Regions from separate parts of the Homo sapiens genome. Here region 2 is linked to region 1. The links are chromatin loops, found by intact Hi-C in ENCODE. Cell type or tissue: endothelial cell of umbilical vein. All regions are shown on one strand. Links, peaks and the distances in the headings refer to the core of each region. The heading gives the core; the rest is flanking DNA.

Region 1 (8,328 bases), core at 315-8,314:
TTGGCAAGAGCTGTGGGAGCCGGAGCCCTTGTGGGTCCATCGTGAGCACTTTGTGTGTAGGTGGGCCGGTGAGGGTGCTGAGCTGGGCAGGTGGGGGGCCAAGCCTGGGCCTTCTCAGATCTTTGAGGAAATGCACAATATCTTATTCATTATCGCTTCACTGGTGCCTGTGCAGGGCAGGCACTCCGAGGTTCTGGGTGAGCGAGTGTGGGGTTAGCAATACAGCCAAAGTGGAAGGCTGGCCCCGGCTCAGAGCGGGGCTCCTCCCGCCTAAGAGGACAGCCTGCTCAGACCTCCAGCTAATAGGGCTGGTGGCAAATTGTACTTTGTGTTCATTGGTAGCATGAGATTGTAGCTCGTATCTCTTTCCCTCCCTGGCTCCCCAGTCGGAGGGAGCTTCCAGAGGCAGTGGAGCAGCTGGGGATCAGCTCTGCCCCTTGCCAGCTGCAAAAACTCAAGTCTTGGGTTTTCATCCATGTTAACAACATCTGCTTCATAGGCCTGCAAGGTGACCAGAGCGCCTGGAAGGGGCTATTGCTGTGGTTGAGCCATTGGAGGACTTGGCTTAGACAACTCACAACTTGGACTTAGTCAAGACCAATGAGAGGACAACATGCCTACTGATGGATTAACAGGAGTTTCTGGGAGACCCTGGAAGCATGAAGCCCACAAGTTCCCTAAAGAGGAGCAATTGCAGGCATTTCTCCGGCAGCCGACCACTGCCCCTCAGGACCCTTGCATGCCTTGGCTCCGGCCAGTGCCCGTGTTGCCCCTGGTCAAGGGCTGCCTGACCCAGTCAGTGCTTGCCTCTTCCTGACCGCGGTCTCCACCCCACACCTGTGATTGCACAACCCCAGGGCTGTAGAATCCACCACGGGCCGTCTCTCCTGCTATGATGAGAGCCTGCCTTGCTTCAAGCACTAGGACTCCACGTGAAGAACACACAGTTCTTTATTCTGTTTTAATCAGATGCTTAATGATTTTCAGTCTACTTAATTACTAGTATTGTATTTTTTAAATAGAGGTTTTAACTGCATCTATGTAGTATCTTAGCCACAATGTGGATTATCTGGGCATTTGTGGGCTAACATGGAAAGCTACTCATATTATGTTACATTATTTTTTATGGGAAAATGCATTTAAGTTCCAAATCATTGATTTATAATATGTCGACCTTTGAGAACACAGCTCATTTGTAAGTGGGAATAGCCTGTATTCAGAACAACATAAAGGGTCTGATATGTCCTGGGAACAGCACAGATAAGCTGAGTCACAGGAGGGCGAGGCCGAGGCAGCCCTTCCAGGAAGCCTTTTGCTTGGAGGAGGAGTTGATGGGGCTGAGGCGTCAATGTGAACAGGAGAGAGGGTGGCGTCTGCTGTGTCTGCTGTGTCTGCGGGCATATTAGGGTCAATGGAAAGGCCAGTTTGGCAGCAAAATGACTTGTGTGTGGAGGGCGGCTGGAGAAGTAGACAAATTCCCAAGGGCAGTCACTGGACTTAGAGGTTACCTACTGGGCTTTGGTGGAGCCAGGGAAAGTTCTGGGTGTGGAGAGTCCTGGTGGCAGCCTGCAGGAGGAGGCTCTGTGAGGGCCCGTGTGGGGACACTGGTAGGATGCCATGGTCTTCCTGCAGGGCTGGCACACACAGACGGGAGGGCTGCTTCCAGGAAAGGTAGTTCTGGGAGACACTGTCCCCTGGGACAAGAGCACACAGGCTGGTCTTGACTGTAGTTTTGTTGCCTGGCTGTGTCCGTTTCCCACCTGCTGTTTTTTACATGGGTTGCTCAGGGCCAAGGCAGCTCCAGCTGATCCCATCTCCAACCTCTGCCCCTGCAAGTCCTGCTCTGTGCAGAGCCCATGTGTCTCGATGGCTGAAGGTAGGGGTCGAATGGGGATTGGAGTGGGCTTGCCAGAGGCACTCCCACCCTCTCTTTTTTTTTTGAGACGGAGTCTCGCTCTGTCTGTCGCCCAGGCTGGAGTGCAGTGGCACGATCTCGGCTCACTGCAAGCTCCGCCTCCCAGGTTCACACCATTCTCCTGCCTCAGCCTCCCAAGTAGCTGAAACTACAGGTGCCCACCACCACACCCAGCTAATTTTTTTGTATTTTTAGCCAGGATGGTCTCGATCTCTTGACCTCGTAATCCACCCACGTTGGCCTCCCAAAGTGCTGGGATTACGGGCGTGAGTCACCGCGCCCGGCCCCATCCTCTCTTACCTGAGCAGGGCTTTGGCTCTCTGTGGGTCACTTGTATGTCATGGAAGGGCATTTCTTCAAACCCCTCCTCCTCTAAGCCTGGCTGAAGAGAACCAGCTCAGAATCATCACTGCCTATGGAAGGCCTGGCCCAGGCTGCAGACACCTTGGGAAGGGGTCTCTCTGGAGATGGCCGTGGGGTCCAGAGAGCAGCCCTTTCTGTGGGGCATTCACTGTTGGGGTCCAACCAGTTCTCTTCCAACTCGGTAGTGCCTCATTCTGAGCCTGAACATTGCCCCAGGGAAGCTGAGGGGAAGGGCTGGTGATGGTGCCCTGGGATTCTGCCTGAGGCCTCATCACTTCCATCTATGGGTAGTATCCGGGGCTGGGGAGCCCGAGCCAGGAGGGCTGACTAAACGTGGCTCGAGTGTCTGAGCGCTTGCCTGTGTCAGTGGAGCCCTTCGCGGTTCCAGAGCAGCCACTGCATGGAGGGGAGCCTCATCGATGAGCTCACTGCATGCAAACAGTAGCTGGGCCAGGTCCTGCTGTCTGCATAGATGCCCTGCCCCCCATGTAACACAGTTGCCACCCGACTACTGTCAGAAGGATCAGGATTCTGAACTTAAGGAGTTCTGTCCTCGCCACTAGGAGGGACGGGGTCCTTCTGGCAAGGGTCCCATCAGGAAAGAGTTGGAGGCTCCATTCCACCAGCCTCCAGCATGGTCTAGTTCTCCCCCGAGGCTGAGGAAAAGTTTGGTTCCCTTCCCTTGTTTTCTTTCTGTGGCCTTTGCGGTGCCCTTGGAGGCAGTACCACCCAAGAAGGGGTTCTGCTTTTCAGTTTTGCTGACCCGGGAGCGTTGGGGTTGAGCTTTTTGTGTAAGTGACCGGGACAAACCTCTGATCCCTTTGCAACCCCATGGCCCTATAGAAGTGTCGCTGAAGCAGCGTCTGGTTTGACCATCTTCTCCCCATCCCTGCCATCCCAGGAAGCCACCTGACTCATCTCAAGGGCTGCTGTATGCCGTGGGGAGGGTATATGCGGTGCTCAGATAGTGCCAGCCAACGCCTGCTCATGCAGCCCCTCTGCATTCAAGGCTTTGCCATGCGTCCCACTCCGGGTACCCCAGGCAGGCCAGGCTCTCTCTCTGGACCTGGCACCCCCCCTGTTCAAGAGAGGGAAGAGCAGGCCATTTCCAGCCCAACACCCTGTGCCTGGGGCCAGCACTGCCCAGACTCAGAGTGGGGATGCAGTTGGTGTTTATGGGACTCACTCTTGCTCCCCATGCTGAAAGATGTCCACAGTTCCTTCAAGATTCGAGGAAGGCCCATGCAGGCCTGAGCTGATTTCTTGGCTTAAGATGGGGTCCCATAGCCCCCCGCCTCCTGCATAAGAAACATGTCTTACTCTAGAGGCCTCAGCCTGTGCTTCTGCAGGAATGTAGCAGAGGGTGTTGGGGATAGGGTAGGGCTGGAGCTTGGCCACAGTCAGAGGGTCTCGGGTAGGGACGTGGAGTCTGAGCCTGTGACGAGGAGAGCTACGGGACAGGTCAGGGCAAGGGCAGCGGGTGGCCGACTCTGGAGTGCCCCCCTCCTGGTCAGGGCCCTTCCTCCCATCCTGTCCTGGGATTAATGTCAAATGTCTTGTGCTTAATGGTTTAATGTCAAATGTCTTGTACTTAATGGTAATCCCATTGCTTAAGGTAAGATCTCCCTTTTGGGGACAGAAGAGCTGTTTTTCATATTCTTGATGCCTTGAGATCAGATGCAAAAGAAGGTATAGAATGCCATTGGGGTGACAAAGAGTGATGACGACAATAGCAATGACCCCTCCCCACCCCATTATGTCTCCTGCCATCCCCCACCCCCATTAGCAGAAAATGCAGCATCCTTGCACATGGCACCTGGCAGACAGGGCGGGTGGTGAGTGGCTGAGTGGAATCAGCAGTCCGGGCAGCCCTCACCAGCGGGTCCGTGAGCTTTGGAGGTGCTGAGGTTCCAGTCTTCTGTTTGATTGGAACTCCGTGTCCCAAAGTACTTTTCACGTGCCCACTCCCTGCGGAAGGGAAAAGAGGGTGGGTGTGATTTTCCACAGCTTGATTCGAAAGACTGAAACTCGATGAGTGACATTTCAGGCTGGCTGGGGATGTGGGTTCAGATCCCCCCATGACCCCTGTGTGTGAGGAGCCACCTTCACCTGCACTGCCCGCAGGGACTCCACTTCCAGGCTCTGCAGCTCTCAGTGCCCTCAGGGAACTGCAGGGAGCCGGCTCAGAAGGTGCACAGTGGCCTGGGGGCCAGTCATGTCTTTCACAGCCTTGTGCGCCTTGGACAAGTCTCCCTCCCTTCCCGGGCCTCAATTTCCCCTTCTTACCCAGTGGGCTGCCTAGTCCACATGGCCCCTAAGATCCCACCCAGCTTCCTCTTCCTCTTGGGGCCACAGAGTCAGGAGTTGGAGGCAGCATGACCCCCAAGTTCCAGACCCTGGAGGGCAGCCGCTGCCCCTGGAAGGCATGCCGACGTCAGCTTCTCCCGGGAGGCGGAATTCATGCGGGCCCTAGTCTGAGAAAGGCACCCGCAGGGTGGACAGCATGCTGCCCGCCAGCAGTGTGGCTGGATCCCCGAGTCCAGCCAGCCTTTCCGTTAGCCAGCCAGCCAGCGAGCGCTCCTAAACCCTGGCCGCCGCCGGTTATAAATGATTCATGCAGCCCCGCCTCCCTCGGCGGCCACTTGATGTTCCCTGCGCTCCAGCCCGGCGGTCCACCGCCTCTCCTGCCGCTGGGCAGTGCCGCCGCTGGGCAGTGCCCTCCCCGCACCGCCGCCCCTCTGGGTGCTGCGTCCCTCCGCCCTCCCCGCACGCTGGGTAAGTTGAAGGAGGACGGCAGCTTTTCCGGAGACGCTCCCTGGAAAGGAGTGCTGATGAGGCCGCTCTTGTGTGTGAAGGCCTGGCCTGCAGCGCCCTTCTCCCACGTCCCTTCCCCTTGTCTGCTGCGCTCCAAGTTTGAAGCCAGCAAGCATAAGTAGGCGCCAAGGCAGGGAGGCTGTGCTGGGCCTCAGGCGGGGGGAGCTGGAGGGAAGGAGGGAGGGAGGATGGGGGAGGAAAGGAAGGAACTGGGTGGACACAGCTGGAGGGGAGGAGAGAGAGGGAATGTGGGGAGGCATGGAGGCACTGCCGAGAAAATGGAGCAAGAAAGTGAGGCGGCTCCTGCGTGGACCCAGGCGAGCGTGCCAGGGACTGGGGGCTCTGGAAGATTCACACTGTCAGCCGTAGGCGTTCTTTCCTGCCCCCCCAGCCTCCCGCAACGGATGTACTCCGAGCCCTTCGAACTCTCGGGGTACCAGTGAGAACTCTGAACTGAGAGTTTCTTCTGAGATCCGGCAAAGCCGAGCTTCTGAGAGCTCAGTCTTCGCCACTTCAATTCCCCGCGGTTTGAGCTGCAAGGAGGACTCCAGACAAGAAGCTTTATTGTCTGCGAGTCCCAGCTCACGGTTACTTAGAAAAACATGTGTGTGTTAAAACAGCTTCCCGGGGGACCATGCTGTTTTCGCGTGAGGAATGAATTTGGGGAAAGTTAAGTATAGGAGAGAAGGAAACAAAATCATATCGAACAGGAATGTTCTGGAGGCTTGGCAAAATCTAGAAGACACTTTATTTCATCGTCTTTTTTCTTTGCAACATCTATCGAATCTTTCTTCTTTTGACTTTCTAAAGGGCTTTACCCAGCCCTGCCTTCTGGGCCCCAGAGGTCCTAAAAGTGGGAGGACTTTTTCCAGTGGGAGGTGATGCTGCCCCTAAGGCCTTGCAGGGAAGGAACAGGCAGGGGCAGCTGGCCCCCTCCCTCCTGGGGACACTTGCATTTTCCCTTTGCCATTCAGAAACAAAGTTAGGTAAGGAGGTGAGACCTTCCTGGGAGCTGCCTTTTGGGAAATGGTGATTGTGACCTCAAATCATGTCAGAGTGTGACTTGCTAGAAGAGAAATGGTCGAGGGAAGAGGGGGCGGGTGACTGGAACCCTCAGGTAACAGGTAGGGATGCAGCAGCAGTGTCCTGGAAAGACCCTTCTGTGCATTTTGTGGGGAGACTTTCCAGGCCAAGGCAAGGAGAACGTGTGGCATCTTCTGAGAGGGAAAGAGGAGCTCAAGGAAGAGGGGAAAGGTCATTGCCCTTGGACCTTGCAGGAAGCAAGGTGCAGGGGCGGGCACATCGTATTGGAGGTCATGAGATTTGGGATCCTCTCAGTGCACTGGGAAGGACATGACCAGGTGGTTGTGTGGGGACATGGCTCTAGCTGCTTTCTGGAGACAGGACTGGGCCAAGAGTTCTCTATTCTGTTCCATTGGTCTATGTGCCTGTTTTTGTACCAATGCTTTTTTGGCAGGGAGGTCACAGAGGAGACCATTTCTGGGCCTGGAATTCCTGAGAGTGGCCTGGCCCCAGTGGGGACAGGGAGGGGAGAGAAGCAACCTGGGGCACACTTCCCTAGCCAGTCCTATGTTTGTGAGACCTGGGAGGGCTGTGGTCAGGGGGCTGGGCCCTGGGGGCAACAGTGCCTTTGCATTTGAACACAAAGTGCCACTTGGTATAATGGGCACAGCTCAGTCTTGGCTGTTCTTGAGTTTTAAACAAATCATGATCCCCACCTTCCAAACAATTTAGTTTTTTTCCCCTAGCTAGCCCCATCACAAACTTTTGAAGCATGAAATGAATTTTGCTGGCCCTCACCAATAGGATCCTTTCCCTAGATAATGGATTTTATGAAATGGCCATAATCCTCCTAGGTAATGAGCAAAAGCTACACTCTCCACTTGGGTCCAGCATTCCTCTTCCTGATTTATGATAGATTGGTTAAAATAGTAAACTGATAGCAGTTGCAAAATAGTCATCAATCACCAGGCAGTGTCGCTTAAACTACAGAAAGGTTTCCAGAAGTGAGATGCTGGAAGCCAGAGAGAGAACAATTTGGCAATACCAAAGGCATAAAGCACCAATGAAATCAAATCTCTGTATTTGTATTCTGAAGACAGAGGAGTAGAGTGGCTCAGGGTACTAAGGAAGGAAGGAAATGCAAGCAAACCCGTTCCCCAAGGTCAAAGGACACCCCCTCCTGAGCTCCAGGCTGCAGGGGGCCCTGCAGGGGGACCTTCAGTCCAGGGAGTTCTTCAGGGGGACTGTCCAGAGGGCTCTGCAGGGTGCTGCAGAGCTCTCACCAGTAGGTTTAGTGTTCTGTTTCTCTTTCTAGACAGTTTTGGAAAGTTTTCCAATTTCTAACATGTATAAATATGTTGGGCTAATATACAGTAATGGCTTTTAAAGCAAAGTTTTTCAAAAGTATAAGAGGATTGAAGTGCAAAGCTATCAAGGCCATGCCCAGGTCTCACCCGTGCTCCCTCACCCCCTTGCCCCTTCGTCCAGACACCTGGCCTGCCACACCCAGCCCAGGACAGAACTTTTCTTTCCTCCTGTACGCTGAGCTGTCAGACCATGAGTGTTCATCATGGGCTGAGGTGATAGTTGATGCTGGAGAAACTAATGTTTTAGGGACCAAAACAAGGTCTGCAGCAGTGTTTCCATGGAACTGCCTTAGTCTGGATGAGTAACCTCATGGCTGTAGATTACTTGCATCATCAGTTCAGGAGAAAACATTCTCCTCCATTGGATGAATAGATGAATGAGTGGTGAGAAGCTGTAGAGATCTTGTGTGGTGTCAACGCCCTCATTTCACAGGGGAGGAAACTGAGTCCCGAGAGAGGGCAGCGACTTGGTTCAGGTCTCAGGGAATTGGTGAAAGAGATTGGAGTATGGCCTCAGCGGAGGTGTGACTGCCAGTGACACCTGCCGGAATGTGAACTTCACGGATAGCGCTGGCTCACACCTGTGTTGCTTAGTGTAGGCTGCTGAGCTGACCACTTGCCCTTGATTATTTCAAGTGACCGCGCCATGTGCCACCTTCAGACCTGCTCCCAGATCGATCCCAGAGCCTAGGGTGGGACTGTGGTTGCTGTCATCATAGGTGTGTGATTTTCCACAGGTCATATAACCCTCTTGAGCCTCATCTTCCTCTTCTGTGATATGAGAGACTCTTCCTGCAGAACCTGGCGTGTAATACATGCAACCTGCATGCCCACCTTCAGTCCAGC
Region 2 (8,328 bases), core at 154-8,153, 170 kb before region 1:
GCCGCTGTACCGAAATGCCAGATTCCACCACCTGCCAGCCCAAGTGCCCAACCAACATCGGATCAGCGTGTCAGAATCCCTCCCCCCGGCCCTGCCCCACACACCTCTCCTCCCTCCACCCTCACCCCAGAGCACAGGAGTGACAAGGTGGCGGACAAAGGCAAGGGGATCCTGGAGGAAGGAGAGAAGCAGCTCCACTCCCACCCACCTCCAGGAGGCCAGTGTGTCAGGCTGGGGATGGAGAAGCATGCCTATTAATGAAAGTTTTACTCATTACACTGAACGGAACACATTTATGCAGAACTGGGTCTGTCTTGTATGACTTAAGGGAACCAGAGTACTTTTTATTACCTAAGGGTGATAAGAAAAGTCATGGGGAAATGCCCTGAAATTCACAAAGGGCTAGGCAAAGAATTGGCCCCCAGCGTGGATTTGGAGTCAAGGGGAGACAAAAATTGCATAGCATTATCATTACACTGCTATGATTACATATATTCCATGATGGTTACACTGGAAACATGCCACCCCTGCCTGCATGAGGCTCCTTGTCCTAGCAACCATTCCAGTTTATTCCAGGTTTGCAACCCAGGAGCACTTGACTTCTGCCTTGAGTGCCTCCCTCAACTTGCAGACAGCCCACTGGGCCTTCCTCGGCCTGCACCCTTAAGCATGTCAGGAGAGACAGGCAGCTGCTGGGGCATTGCCATTGGAAGCAGCTGCCAGGAAGGGCACCTGTGCGTTTGTGCTTGAAACCTGATCTGTAACAAAAATGGATTCTGTGCACATCTAGTGTGCTCACCCAGCCCGGAGCACAGCAGCCATCTTGGTAGGGACCACAGCAGCCATGTTGGTAGGGACCACAATGTGTTTACTCCGCCAGCCTTCCAAATCAGACACTCATGTTGCCAATGGTAGTAGGAGGGTGCAACCTCTGTGGAAGGCAGCTTGAGGAATTAAATAATGCCTTTGAATCAGCATTTCAACTTGTAGGAATGTATCCCAAGACAAACTCTTATTAATGCACAAAAACCCATGTACAAGACTATTCATCAGAATACAGTTTGTAATAGCAAAACACTCTGGGAGCAGCCTCAATAGCCATCAATAGGGTGCTGGTTGGATAAAATGAGATAACATTTGGTAAATCCACACAATGGAACGCTGCAGTCATAAAGAAGCTTTAGACGCCTCTCTGTGCAAAGCCACAAAACAACCTCCAAGGTGCACTGCTCATTGTAAACGTGCTCCTCTCTGCTGGCCCTTCTGCTGCGCTGGGCCCACCAGCTGAGACAGATCAAAGCGGAGCCCCAATCTGTGGGGGCTTGGGACCTCTTCCCCTCCATGGAGAATTCTTGGCTCCCACCCTGCTTTTGGGAGTCCTAGGAAGCTGGTGGTGATGCTCGGGTTTGTGGGGTTTTTTTGTTGTTTGTTTGTTTGTCGTTGTTGTTGTTTTTTGAGACAGAGTCTCGCTCTGTCGCCCAGGCTGGAGTGCAGTGGTGCAATCTCAGCTCACTGTAACCTCCACCTCCCAGGTTCCAGCAATTCTCCTGCCTCAGCCTCCCAAGTAGCAGGGATTACAGGCGCATGTGCCACCATGCTCGGCTAAGTTTTGTATTTTTGGTAGAGACGGGGTTTCACCACATTGGCCAGGCTGGTCTCAAACTCCTGACCTCAGGTGATCCACTCACCTCAACCTCCCAAAGTGCTGGGATTACAAGTATGAGCCACCGCACCTGGCCTCAGGTTTGTTTTGATGCCTTTTTATGGGGTTCCCAACTGCAGGGATCCCATAGTGGGGCACCCCCTCACCCCTCCTTCTTCTCTGACTGGCCCTCAACTTCCTCCCCACCCCACTCCCAGCTCTAGCACTGACCGGGAAGGGGTGATTGTGTGCAGCCCACCCATCTTAGAGGCTGACTGAGCAGTACAGGCCCACATTTCCCTCCACACCAAGGTCTCAACCTCACAGCGCCCCAAAGCCTTTCTTCCAGCCCTGCTCAGAAGTTAATCACTTAGGCATCTCGCCACAGGCTCTGTGGAGTCATCGAGTTTGAAGTCAGGAAAAATCCCAAAGGTGGCACCTATCAGCTCTCCCAGCAACTCCAGACCTTCTCAGACCCTGGTTTCGGACACTCAGCCAACACCTCTGACTGTGCCTCTGCCCTGGGTCCCACACCCTCTTCCTGGCACCGGCATCCACTCCTGAGTTAATATGCCCATTGCCCAGCTCTGTCTACTAGTGAGGAGCACAGTTAGGTCCCAGTCTTGGATTTTTAAATACCCTTCTCCACTCAAAGAACCAGGCCTCCCTGGAGAAATAGGTGGTTCCAGGTCTGGGCTGGAAGAGACAAGGCAAATCTTGGATGTCTGGTGCCAGAAACAAGGGTGTTATTGAAGACTAATCAGGGCCAGGATAAACAGACATAGGAAGTTGTCTGATGGGTTTCCACTGACTAATGCTGGGGCCATGAGGACATCAGAAACAATACTGATGGAGATGACACATCGATCTGCCTAACATCACCCTAACCAGGGGATGTCACCAGCATCACTGTTAGTCCAACAACCTGGCCTCATGTGCCTCTGAAGCCATGCACCAAGAAGGACCCCACGTTCCCCACATAGGATTTGTGCAGAAAACCTGATTCTAGTCACGAAGGAAAAAGACCCAACAGAGTCAAAGTGAGAGAATGTCTGCGAAACAATTGATCTGCATGCTCTGAAAATGTCAATGACATGAAGATTTCTTTTTTTAAAAAAAGGCTAGAGAATCCTTTTAATTTTTTTTCTTTCCTTTTTTTTTTTTTTTTTTTTTGAGACTGTCTCTCTCCATCACCCAGGTTGGAGTGCAGTGGCACAATCTGGGCTCACTGCAACCACCGCCTCCTAGGTTCAGGTGATTCTCCTGTGTCAGCCTCCCGAGTAGCTGGGACTACAGGTGTGCACCACCATGCCGGCTAATTTTTGTATTTTTAGTAGAGACTGGGTTTCACCATTTTGGTCAGGCTGGTCTCGAACTCCTGGCCTCAGGTGATCCACCCACTTTAGCCTCCCAAAATGCTGAGATTACAGGCATGAGCCACCACGCCCAGCTAAATCCTTCTAAATTAAAAGGGACTAAAGACAAAAAACCATAACCAGCAAATGTAATATGTGATCTTGATCGGATCCCAGCTCAAAAAAAAAAAAAAATCAGCCATCAAAGACATTTAGGCGACAACTCTGAAAATTTGAAAATGGATTCAATATTAGGTATTACTGAACTGTTGGTGACTTTCTTAAGTACAGTAATGGTCTCATGGTTACAGAGGAGAATATCCCTATTCTTAAGAGATGTCTGTTAAAGAGGGTGAAATGTCACCGAGTCAGCAACTTTCAAACTGACCCACACACATAAAAACATGTGTGCATGCGTGTGTGTGTGTATCTACATATATCTGTGTTACATCTATGGAAAAGGTGGAAAGGAACCAAGCATGACAAAATATTAAGAATTGTAGAATCTAAGTGACATAGACCTGTTGTTTCAACTTTTCTGGATGTCTGAAACCGTTCAACATGAGTTTTGGGAAAAGCCCATCCTTCCTGTTTTCTAAGCAGCAGCTCCCAGAAGAGGCAGGAGCATTTGATAATGTCCTCGGTAATGATTTCATTATTGATTTCATTAATAAGACATCCTGGTGGGAAGGTGTTCTCCAGGCTGCCTGGAAAGGGCTTTTGACGCTGACTGGGCTCAGATGGGCAGAGAAGCCATGATCAGCCCCTCTTCCTTGGGCTGTACCAGGGTGTCAGGTTTGAGGATGTTCCTCCAGCATCCCCCCACGCCCACACTCCCACCTGCTCCAGTGGCAGGGGCTCGGGGGGAAGGCCTTCCAGCCAGTACTCTGATTCAGGGCACTGACATCGCACATGGAAGGAGGTGGGGACAGCCTGGAGAGCACATACAAGGCGCCCCTGTCTCCTGCTCCCAACCATGGCTGGTTGCGCTGATGTCCTCACACTGTTCTTCTCACCACCTACTGCCCAAAAGGAATGATCCTACGAGGTAAATCACAGAGACTTGTTGGCTCAGGTCCAAAAGCTGCCAGGTGGCCACCCCAGAACGCCCCAGGCTTATTAGATAGCAGCATTCCAAGCAGGACCCCAAAATGCTCCAGACAGTGCTCCACTGCTGGCGCCTCTTGGAGGGTCATCTGTTTCTCAGAGGAGAGAGTGTCCCATATCACTCCACAATGTGTCCAAGTCCCCTGACTTCTGTTCTAAGGCATAAAGAGCCTAGGACCCATTGGACAGGTTGGGGAGTTGGCAGAACTTCTGTGATCTCGTGGAGAAGCCTCCAAACCTGGCCTCCAAGGAAGGCGGTTGCCTCTCCTAAGGGAGTAAAAAAGTGAGAAGGCCCCCCATGGAAACCCGTCAGCCCCCAGAAGACCTGGGTTTCTTTTCTTTCCTTTTCTTCTTCTTCTTCTTTTTCTTTCTTTTTTTCTTTTTCTTTTTTTTTTTTTTTTTTTGAGACGGAGTCTTGCTCTGTCGCCCAGGCTGGAGTGCAGTGGCGCGATCTCGGCTCACTGCAAGCTCCGTCTCCAGACCCGGGTTTCTTACTCCTTCAGTCCACGTGGCCCCTATCCTTCCCTTCTCTTTCTCCCATCCTCCTGATCTCTGGGCATAGAAAGCCCTCTCGGGAAGAACACCGCAAATCTTCCGGTCCTGCAGCCTCACAGCTGCGTCTACTCCGCTGGGGGGCTCGGGGAAAGAGGAGAGTCCCGGAGGACAATGGAAATAACGAAGTGGGTGGATGGCTAGAGGGTGGAACAGAGTGACAATTCTGGCTCCAGTCCTCAAATTGCTCTGAGCAGGGCATTCAAATTGGATCCCAACTCCAAAAGTGCATTTTAGCAATCCGCCACCAGGTGGAAGAGTCGAATTAAGAATAGAGTCGCTCCACTGCCGTCCTCCGACAGCAATAGTCGGGACCGCAAAAACCGCGGGACGGAGATCTGACCGTAGAGGGAGCAATGCGCTCTCAGCTCAGCGTCATATTTCCTGGAGTATTTTGGCCTTTGCATCCTGCAGCCCTCTTTCTGTACCAAGGGGAATAACCCAGCATTTATTGAGCATCTACAGCATTTCAGACACAGTGCTGGGCCCCGGACAACTATGAGCAAATTCCATTTGCAGCAGCCCCGCAAAACGGCATTTGGAAGCCTATTTTGTGGCAGAGGAAGCCAGGCAGAGTAACGCCCCGCTGCTCAGTGGCAGAGGGGGAATCAGAAGCCAGCCGTCTGCATTCGAAGTCCAAGCTCTGCCCAGCACACTTTGTGCTGCGTCCTAAAAGCACGAAATGGCAGGGACTGCTCGGCTTTCCCCTTCCGTGGTGGCATCAGAAACGCGGCTGCGGCCCAGCGGCAGAAAGCAGCTAGGAGTGCAGAGGGATAAGCTGAAGCCTCTAAGGGAAAACACCCCAAAACGACAGCTAAATGGCACACTGCAAACAACAAGGCTCACGTTGCATGTCATTTCAGCACTTCATTTTATCTCCCCGTGGTCTCACCACCCCCTTGCTTCCTCCCATTTTGTGGAAGAGCAAATTGAGCTCCAGACTGGTTGAGTTTCTTGGGTAAATGCCTGAAATCTCACACTCAGACTCAAGCCTTCAACCCTAGCATCTGATTCGTAGCCTCAGGACTCTTGTTCTACACACTATATTGCTTCCCTTGGCTGCTTACGTCAATGTGGCCATCACTGAGTCCCACTAGAACCTGGTTCCGGGTTAGTGAATTCAGACAGGATGGGTGGCCAGGCAAGGCAAGAGAGATGGGACAGGGGCTGGGGAAGGGAGGGAGGGGCTTCCCAGAAGAACTGGAGAATTTTGAGGGATCTTCAGTTCCAAGCAGCCCCCACTAGGAGAGACTGGTGATTGGCAGGCCTGGATTTTAATTCTGGCAACACCACTTACTAGCTTCTCTTCTCTTTAGTTTTCTTTTTTCTAAGACTTGGGGTGATCATCATGGTAGGTATCTCAAGAGATTTTCTCAGGATCAAATGTAAATAAAATGCATTTAATCACTCACACCAATTAAGATGGCTAACATCAAAAAAGTAGAAAATAACACGAGTTGGCAAGGATGGAAAGAAATTGGAACTGTTGTGCACTGTAGGTGGGAATGTAAAATGGTGCAGTTGCTATGGAAACCATATGGCTATTCCTCAAAATATTAAACATAGAATTACCGTCAGGCATGGTGGCTCACATCTGTAATCTCAACATTTTGGGAGGCCGAGGTGGGTGGATCACTTGAGCCCAGAAATTCGAGACCAGCCTGAGAAATACGGTGAAACCCTGTCTCTACTAAAAGTACAGAAAATTAGTCAAGCATTATGATGCATGCCTGTAGTCCCAGCTACCCAAGAGGCTGAGGTGGGAGGATCACCTGAGCCCAGAAGGCAGAGGCTACAGTGAGCTGTGATGATGCCACTGCACTCCAGCCTGGGCAACAGAGAAGAATCCCGTCTCAAAAAATAAATAAATAAATAAATAAAAATAGAATTACCATAGGATCCAGCAATTGCGCTTCTGAGAATATACCCAAAAGAATTGAAAGCAGAGATAGAAGAGATGTTTGTACACTGAAGTTCATAGCAGCATTATTCACAATAACCAAAAGGTACAGCAACCAAAGTGCCCATCAACGGATGAGTGGATAAATACAATGTGACCTCTCCATACAATGGAATATAATTCAGCCTTGGAAAGAAGGAAATTCTGACACATGCTAGAACATAGACCTTTGAGGCCATTATGCTGAGTGAGATAAGGCAGTCCAAAAGGACATATACTGCTGCATTCCACTTATGTGAGGATCCTAAAGTAGTTAACATCATAGAGACAGAAAGTAGAATGGCAGTTGCTGGGGGCTGGGGAGATGGGGAACTAGGAGTTGCTGTTTAGTGGGTGCAGAGCTTCAGTTTTACAGGATGCAAGAGTTCTGCAGATGGATGGTGGCGACGGTGGCATAACAATGGGAATGTACTTGATGCCATTGAACTGTACAGTTTAAAATAATTAAAATGGGCCGGGCACAGTGGCTCATGCCTGTAAACCTAGCACTTTGGGGAGGCCGAGGTGGGTGGATTACTTGAGGTCAGGCGTTCAAAACCTGCCTGGCCAACATGGTGAGACTCCATCTCTACTAAAAATACAAAAAAATTAGCCGGGTGTGGTGGCGGGCACCTGTGATCCCCACTACTCAGGAGGCTGAGGCAGGAGAATTGCTTGAACCTTGGAGGCAGAGGTTGCAGTGAGCCAAAATCGCACCACTGCACTCCAGCCTGGGCGACAGAGCCAGACTCCATCTCAAAAAAAAAAAAATAAAATGGTAAATTTTATGTTACATATGTTTTAACACAATTTTTAAAAATAAAATAATTTTTCACATTAGGAGTAAACAATAAAAGACTGAAGACGATGTCTTTAGTTAAAAAAAATTTAATGGGGGTGACTTGATTTAGAGCCGTTTGTTCTTCCTTTGTATGATTACAAATTCTTTGAGTGATCTCTACCCCTTGGAGCTTGAATCTGGATAGACTTGTGTGACTAATTTGTCACCCAAATGGTGTGGCAGATATGACACAGAGTGACTTCCAAGCCTGGGTCCATTTGAAAAGTCCATTAGGCTTCTGCTTGTTTGTGGGGTCACTAGCTTTTGTGTCCCTGAGCTGTCAAGGATGAAGTCTAAACACCCCTCAAGGTGGCCGTGCTGGGAAGATGCCCAAGTGTCACAGGTGGCCCATGGGAAGATGCTTGGTTCAGCAGCTCCAGCTCAAGTCCTGGCATGGAGTCTTCCCAGCTGAGGTCCGGACAGCATGGAGCAGAGAGGAGCCATCCTCTGCTGGGCCCTGACCAACAGGTCTGAAGCCCTGACCAATAGAATCTGTGAGCATGTTAAGAGGGTTGCTCCAAGCTGTGAAGTTTCTGGGTAACGCATTATGCAGCATAGTAACTGGAACATGTAGGTGGAAATGGGTGTCCCTTTGAAATATCTCAACAGATAGCACGTTTTCTTTCCCCATTCATGTCTTCTGGACTTACCCCCTCTCTTCTCACTTTCTACAGAGATAGATAAGAAGTAAATTTAAAATCTTTTTTAAGAGTGACCCAGATTGGATTATCAAGAAACATTCTAGAATTCTCTGCTCTGGAAACGTCCTTTGAGTCAGTGCTTGGAAATGAAGTTGGCCTTACTCAACTTAAAAGATGCTTTCTGGGGAAAGTTGTGAGTAGATTCAGGGTTCTATAATTAGAATCTTCTTCTCTCATTGATTCCTGTTCTT

Evidence for each region. Peaks named below come from ENCODE experiments on the same cell type or tissue, not always from the same donor. Only the 100,000 strongest peaks of a DNase experiment are listed, where the experiment ranks them.
Region 2: a loop joins it to region 1, with 3 times the contacts of the local background. A loop is called at or near these places in 4 of 110 quality-filtered maps.

The regions. Positions count from the first base shown.
Region 1 is chr2:120,862,546-120,870,873 of GRCh38, forward strand. The region is part of intron 2 of GLI2 (GLI family zinc finger 2); the gene reads left to right. It overlaps LOC124907880 (a long non-coding RNA gene), which reads right to left and starts at 4,857. Exons shown (of 2, transcript XR_007087220.1): 1 at 4,565-4,857; 2 at 3,835-4,246. In endothelial cell of umbilical vein, for the core only: no CTCF peak of the experiment used is centred there; a DNase peak (open chromatin) is centred at 4,906; H3K27me3 peaks cover 996 bases.
Region 2 is chr2:120,690,868-120,699,195 of GRCh38, forward strand. No RefSeq gene overlaps it. Among named protein-coding and RNA genes, the nearest start is that of GLI2, 41 kb to the right of the region's middle. In endothelial cell of umbilical vein, for the core only: a CTCF peak has its summit at 4,909 (motif pointing right); a DNase peak (open chromatin) is centred at 4,944; H3K27me3 peaks cover 2,103 bases.